2 separate regions of the Homo sapiens genome follow, and region 2 is linked to region 1. Evidence: chromatin loops called from intact Hi-C (ENCODE). Cell type or tissue: CD4-positive, alpha-beta T cell. All regions are shown on one strand. Links, peaks and the distances in the headings refer to the core of each region. The heading gives the core; the rest is flanking DNA.

Region 1 (2,922 bases), core at 165-2,664:
CACGAAAAGCTTTGATTTCCTCCTCTTTCTATTGCTCCTTCTCTCTCCTTGGGACTCACGCTAAGAACTTGAACTGTATGATTTCATATCACTTAAGGAAAAAAAAGGAATATTAGGGAGTTCAAGGGGCAGCCACTTGGCAAACATGAAAGCTTGCTTCGGAACATCTTTATAAGCCCCATTTTCATCCAGGTGCTCCTGAGAGCTGCCCCCTGCAGAGCTAACAGAGGCTTCAAGTCCACGCTGCTCATATCCCTTGGCAGCAATTAGAGAAACTGCCCTTCAACATGGGCTTTATTTTATCCTGTGATTGCTAGGGAGAGCTACAAACAGCATCCAGCAGGCAGCGATAGCATTACCTGTTATCATTGTCATTTTCTATTTCATTTATGTTCAACCGCCTTAAATACCGGAAAAGCAGTTTTACTTAAAAGGCTTGGCCCTGCACTTCCAGGTTTATCAGAATAAAGCAGAAACCAAGCTGGAGAGTTTTAAGGGCACAGGAAAAAAAATTAACACCGTTTGGAGACAGGAGGCTTTGAATTATAGTGGGCAAAGATAGCTGGGTTCTGCTTAAGACTTTAAGCATCCAAATAGGTGCATTTAAAATAAATGCCCCCACAGACTTCATCTGAACCCTCATGCCTTTTGTGATCAACATAAAGCAAGCCTCTCAGCAGTAGCTCTCATAAATTCCAAGGATTAATCCACACAGATTGCATTTGGGATACAACAGCAGGTTCGGATGAAGAGCGGGTAGTTTTGTCTGAATGCTTTTCGCTCAGTTAGTAGCAGGACAGCTATCTGTTTTTTGAGACTTAAATTTGGAAATAACTGTCATTTATTGGGTACTTTAATGGGCTAGGTGAGGCCTGTTCAAGGACTTTAGATGGAATTTCATTTAACTCGTACAAAATCTTGTAAGTAGCATTAAAGACGAAGAAATCAAGACTCAGAGAGATAATTAACTTGCTGAAAATCAAATTGCTGGTAAGTAATGGAGAGCCAAAATTTAGGTAAGAAGGGATATCAGAGTCAAGGTGACAGCAGATGTATCTTACTCAAAAACATCATTCCTCTTCCACCAGGCCATACCTTTGACATATGCAAAATAAATATTGCCAAATCTAAGATGCCATCAGTTGTGAGATGCTCTGTCATGTATCATAAAGAAAAGACAAAAAAACTTGTCAATTAAACTGATTCCAAGACACATTCTAATTTCAGATGTAAAATGTGAGGAAAAAAGTGTTTTTAAAGAGCCGTGAAAAAATGGTAATTAAAAAACTAGGCTTAAATGTAAACAACAAAAATGGTAATTAAAAACTAGGCTTAAATGTAAACAACAAAAATGGTAAGTAGAAAACTAGGCTTACATGTAAACAAAAAAATGGTAATTAAAAAAACTAGGCTTAAACGTAAACAGTAAAGAAGTAATACGCAGGCCTAGCTGGAGGGCAGATTGATGATACACAAGGCACATTCTTGTTACCTCTGCTTTCTCCGAAGCTGAGAATAAAATCCAGATTCAATCATTGCCGTTTCTGTATTCTACCTGCAGGGGGCAGTGCAGGCTACTGTATGTGGCCTTTGGCCTCACTGGGAAAGGGTTTCAGAGGATCAGGGGCAGTTGGAGAAATTTTTTTCACTTCTTTTATTTGTATTTGCTGTTTCTGAACTGATTTGAATCACAGTGTCATTTCTGTTGCGCTTTCCTTCTCCTTCTTCTCCTCTCTGATGTCTTCTCTCTCCGCATTTACTCTTTTTCTCCCAAGATTCCCAAAGTCTGAAACAGCTCTACTTGCAGTGAAAAGAAATGCGTCCCCCTTTTCCTTGCACTTCTAATCAGACGTTGACGGATTAGCTAAAGGCGGGGGGAAGCTGGTGTCCTGATTATTCTATGTGCCCATTTATCTGGAGAATGTTTCTCAGGTAGATCTTCCTACCTCTTGATGTACTTGATGAAATCTATTTCTATCACTTTCCTCCTAAAACCCTCAAATACCCCGTCAAATCCCATAGGATAAGTCTAAGCATGGAAATCTATCTTAGCCTGTTTCTCCTACCCTGTTCTGCACCACTACACCAGGCTGCAGCCCGTGAACACATACTGTGTCCATTCCCAACTCCGGGCCTTCACTTATGGCTGCCTTCTCTCTGAAATGTCCTTCCCCTATTCTCTGCTCATAAAACATCATGCTCACTCATCCCTCAAAACTCAGTTCAAGTTCCTTAGTGAAACCTTCTCTCACTTGAACTTCACAGCCTTCCACATACATCCCAACCATCTTAGCAGCCTTCTGTGCACAAGCTCATTGGCAGGCTGTCACTCTAGCAGCTATCAATGTGGCAATCTTCCTCTTTCGTTCTTATTTATATCTGTTTTCCCATTACATAGCACAGGGCTGGAATGATGGTAGGTACTCAATTCATATTTATTAAATTCATAATCGAATGGCTCTTTTCTAAAATACACTACTTCTGATATATCCTAGGTAAGTTATCTTTAACTTGTACACATTTAGGTCACCCGGAAAGCTCTTGAAACTCCTCATAAACAGACCCCACCCCAGACCAATGAAACCAGAACTTCTGTGGATGTAGCCCAGGCATGAGCATCTTTGAAAGTTCTCCAGCTTTCAAGACGCAACCAAGGCTTAGAATTACTGCCATTGCAGTGATTTACAAAATGTGGTCCCAAGGCCAGCCATATCAACCTTTTATGGTAAAGGCAAATTTTTAGGACTCACCCAAAACCATAAATGCAGAAATGGCTGGGGAGTTTGGGAGTGGTGGCTGGGGGGCGGGGGGGGGGGCAGGGTAGCAATCTGTATTTTAAGAGACCATTTATTTAGTCAACGCATACTACAGTGTAAGAACCACTGCCTCGTCCTGGCGTGGCTCACGCCTGTAATCCCGTTG
Region 2 (2,922 bases), core at 312-2,811, 1.1 Mb after region 1:
TGGGACTTCTCCCAATCAACTGTCAGGCCACATAAAGGGTCTGGAACGCGCTGACTTAAGCAAATAATATTTAGCCATCTAAGGATACCGTAAGGCCCAAGATTTTGCTTTGTTGGCGCTGACAGGAAATATTGATACATATCAAGTAACACTCCTGATGCAAAAAGCGATATGTGTCTCCTTTCGGCACTATCTCTGTTTAGGAAACACCTTGCTTTAAAAGAAAGCACAGGTGGGGGCAGGGACAATGTCAAACCCAGCACTTCACTGGGTTTTCCAGCTTTCCTGGGATCACAATTTCATGAAAATAGGAACTAAGCAAAAGTCGTCTCCTTTTTGAAAAAAACCAAATGTATTGGAATTTGAATTTGCAAACTCTCAGAATGTCTAGCTGACAAGTGAACCCTGCCCATAACCCCAAAACTATTCCTTAAGTTTATTAACCTAGGAAACCTGCCACTGATTAGGTTTGGGTGTGTTTCTCAGCTTTTACAATAGTCTAAACTATATTACAACTATGTGGTTACAGGGCCTAAAAAGTAAATTGAAATATGTGGCTATTAAGTCGCAAATCCCCTCAATAGGACATGTGAGTCAAAACTCAATTTTTTGTGAGAAGTAATGTCTGTAATCCTATTGACTCATCATTTTTAGACATTTGTGGCTTTAATTACAGGGGAAAAACTGTAATGTCCTGTCTTGGGAAAATTTGATAGGGAACATCGGGCTGTTACCATAGAATAAAGGTTGCGTTGGAGGATTTAATTTAAAAAGGAAAAAGAAAGAACCCTATTTTATCAGAATACTCTAAACATTCTCCATCAGTAACGTTGTGCCTGAGGTGATATCCTTGAAGATGCTGGAGGTGGCGGTGTTAATGAAATACCCGTTGGCATTAAATAGCATTTCTAGAATCCTGATTGTAGCGCTAAAAAGGAAAGTGAATTTTCTAACAGCACAATAAACAAGGGGAATTACGAAAAAAGAATCCGCTGGTTCTGTAAGGAAGATCGCTTCCAGTTAAACAAAGAAATTTAGGGTCGTCTGCTTTTCATGAAAATCACATACATATGGCCTTTGAAATTTGTCACTGAAGATGGTTTTGCTCTAAGGTAAAATTCACCACTTTATAGCTTTTCAGCCGCAAGTCTCTGGATTTTTTTTCTTCTCTCTTTTGGCCTGCAGCCCAATATGAATGTATGATCACTAGCACAAGAGTTAAACATCTGAGTCTTTTTGAAGTGTCTTCAATGTTACAATGATGTGATGGTTGATTGCCTAGCAGTCAGTTTAGAAAAGTCTGCATTCTGCCCCCTAGTGGTAGAGATTAAAGTTTAATGGCTGCTTCATAACACGTAATGCCTTTTTCCCTCCTTTTCCATATGTTAAGGATATAGAGCAGTGTGGGAATTACTGATGAGTTTTGTCATAATCTGTAAAGTGTATATTTTAAGCAGGAAAATTTCTAGACTGAATGGACAGGTTTACGAGGCACAGGGTCATTTGATGTATGTTTTGTGTACTCTGCTGTGCTTTGCCAAACAATATACATCACCACTATAAACAGACATTGTCCCTAATACAACATTCCTTCTGGGAAAATTTTGGGACTTCTTAATAGAAGCTATTAACCAAAAAGTGCATGGTGTTGCCAAAATTATAATATTATACACACACACACACACACACACACACACACACACATATATTCAGAGAAAGCATGGTATACTGTCAGATACTGTGGAACTTCACATTTCTTTTCAGATGACCATTTTTTGTACAGGAGGTAATAAAAACAATTTGCACTAGTTATACCACTTACTACTCCACAGGTCACATTCCCTTTGTGTTCAAGTTCATAAAGAAAACCACGCACACCCAAAGTAAGGGTTTGTGATGTCCGAAAGATTTTGATGTGGGAAACGTTGATCACGCACAGCTTTTTTTTCAGCTGACAATGAAGTGGAAGACATTTGTTTGAGTTTTTATCGTATCCTGAGTTCTTGCTTGTTTGTTATTCATCTTTAATGTAGAACTCATATCTTGCATGCAGGCAAGTGTTGGAAGGCACACAAAATCAAGCACCCATGATATAGGCATCATCCAATGAGTGTGTGTTTAGATCTTGCAGAAGTGAAACCCCATGTTGGAGGAAGACGGGACAGACCGAGGAGGAGAAGGAGGAGGAGGAGGCATCCGTGGAGAGTGGACAGGCGGGACAGCTGGACCATGTGTAATGTGTCAGTTTGCTTCTGTGCCACTATTGTGTTGCTGATGTTGGAATGCAGGGAAGGCGCTAGTTTATTGAATAAGGAGCCATGTAAATTCCAGCTGTCAACATGTGATCACTCCCTCGGACAAAGAGAGAGGCTTTCTCCTCACTCATATTTGATTTCTAGTCACAGCTACACATTTTCCAGAGCCCTCATTGCCACCAGGCTACATCTGAGTAGCCTTTGGCCAGCCTTCTCTTTTCAGACTGGTTTTGCAGGGTGAGTACCTGGCTTGTAATGGTGTGTTGGCTGGCATTCAAATGACACAGTCAGAGTTAGTTCAAAAAGAATGCTATGGCTGTAGTGATAACAAATAATCAATAGTATTTTTAAAGCAGAATTCTTGCTATTGTTTGATCTATTTCAGTATAAAAGGCAAATGCTTTACTCAAGAAGAATAGTCCAAAACAACAATTCATACACTAGGTAGCTTTTCTTATTGTGAGACATGTCAACTGGGTTGTAACCATGTCAGTCTATGCCTTTCTTTAAAAACTGCTCCAGGGAACCACAGGTCCACAGAGGGACAGAGAGGCGCTCACTTCTTATCTTGCTGTCTTGCTGTCTAGCTCTGTACCCTCGCCATGTGGCTTGAGAGAGGCTGCTGACATTACTGAGATTTTGAGTGGGGTTCTGGGAAGCTCTCTAC

Evidence for each region. Hi-C counts contacts between places; a loop is a spot of excess contacts. Peaks named below come from ENCODE experiments on the same cell type or tissue, not always from the same donor. Only the 100,000 strongest peaks of a DNase experiment are listed, where the experiment ranks them.
Region 2: a loop joins it to region 1, with 22 times the contacts of the local background. A loop is called at or near these places in 5 of 110 quality-filtered maps.

Annotation. Positions count from the first base shown.
Region 1 is chr15:94,162,849-94,165,770 of GRCh38, forward strand. No RefSeq gene overlaps it. Among named protein-coding and RNA genes, the nearest start is that of LINC01581, 56 kb to the left of the region's middle. In CD4-positive, alpha-beta T cell, for the core only: a CTCF peak has its summit at 1,549 (motif pointing right); a DNase peak (open chromatin) is centred at 1,563.
Region 2 is chr15:95,290,760-95,293,681 of GRCh38, forward strand. The region is part of intron 1 of LETR1 (lymphatic endothelial transcriptional regulator lncRNA 1); the gene reads right to left. Among named protein-coding and RNA genes, the nearest start is that of LETR1, 35 kb to the right of the region's middle. In CD4-positive, alpha-beta T cell, for the core only: CTCF peaks have their summits at 1,328 (motif pointing left) and 1,527; no DNase peak of the experiment used is centred there.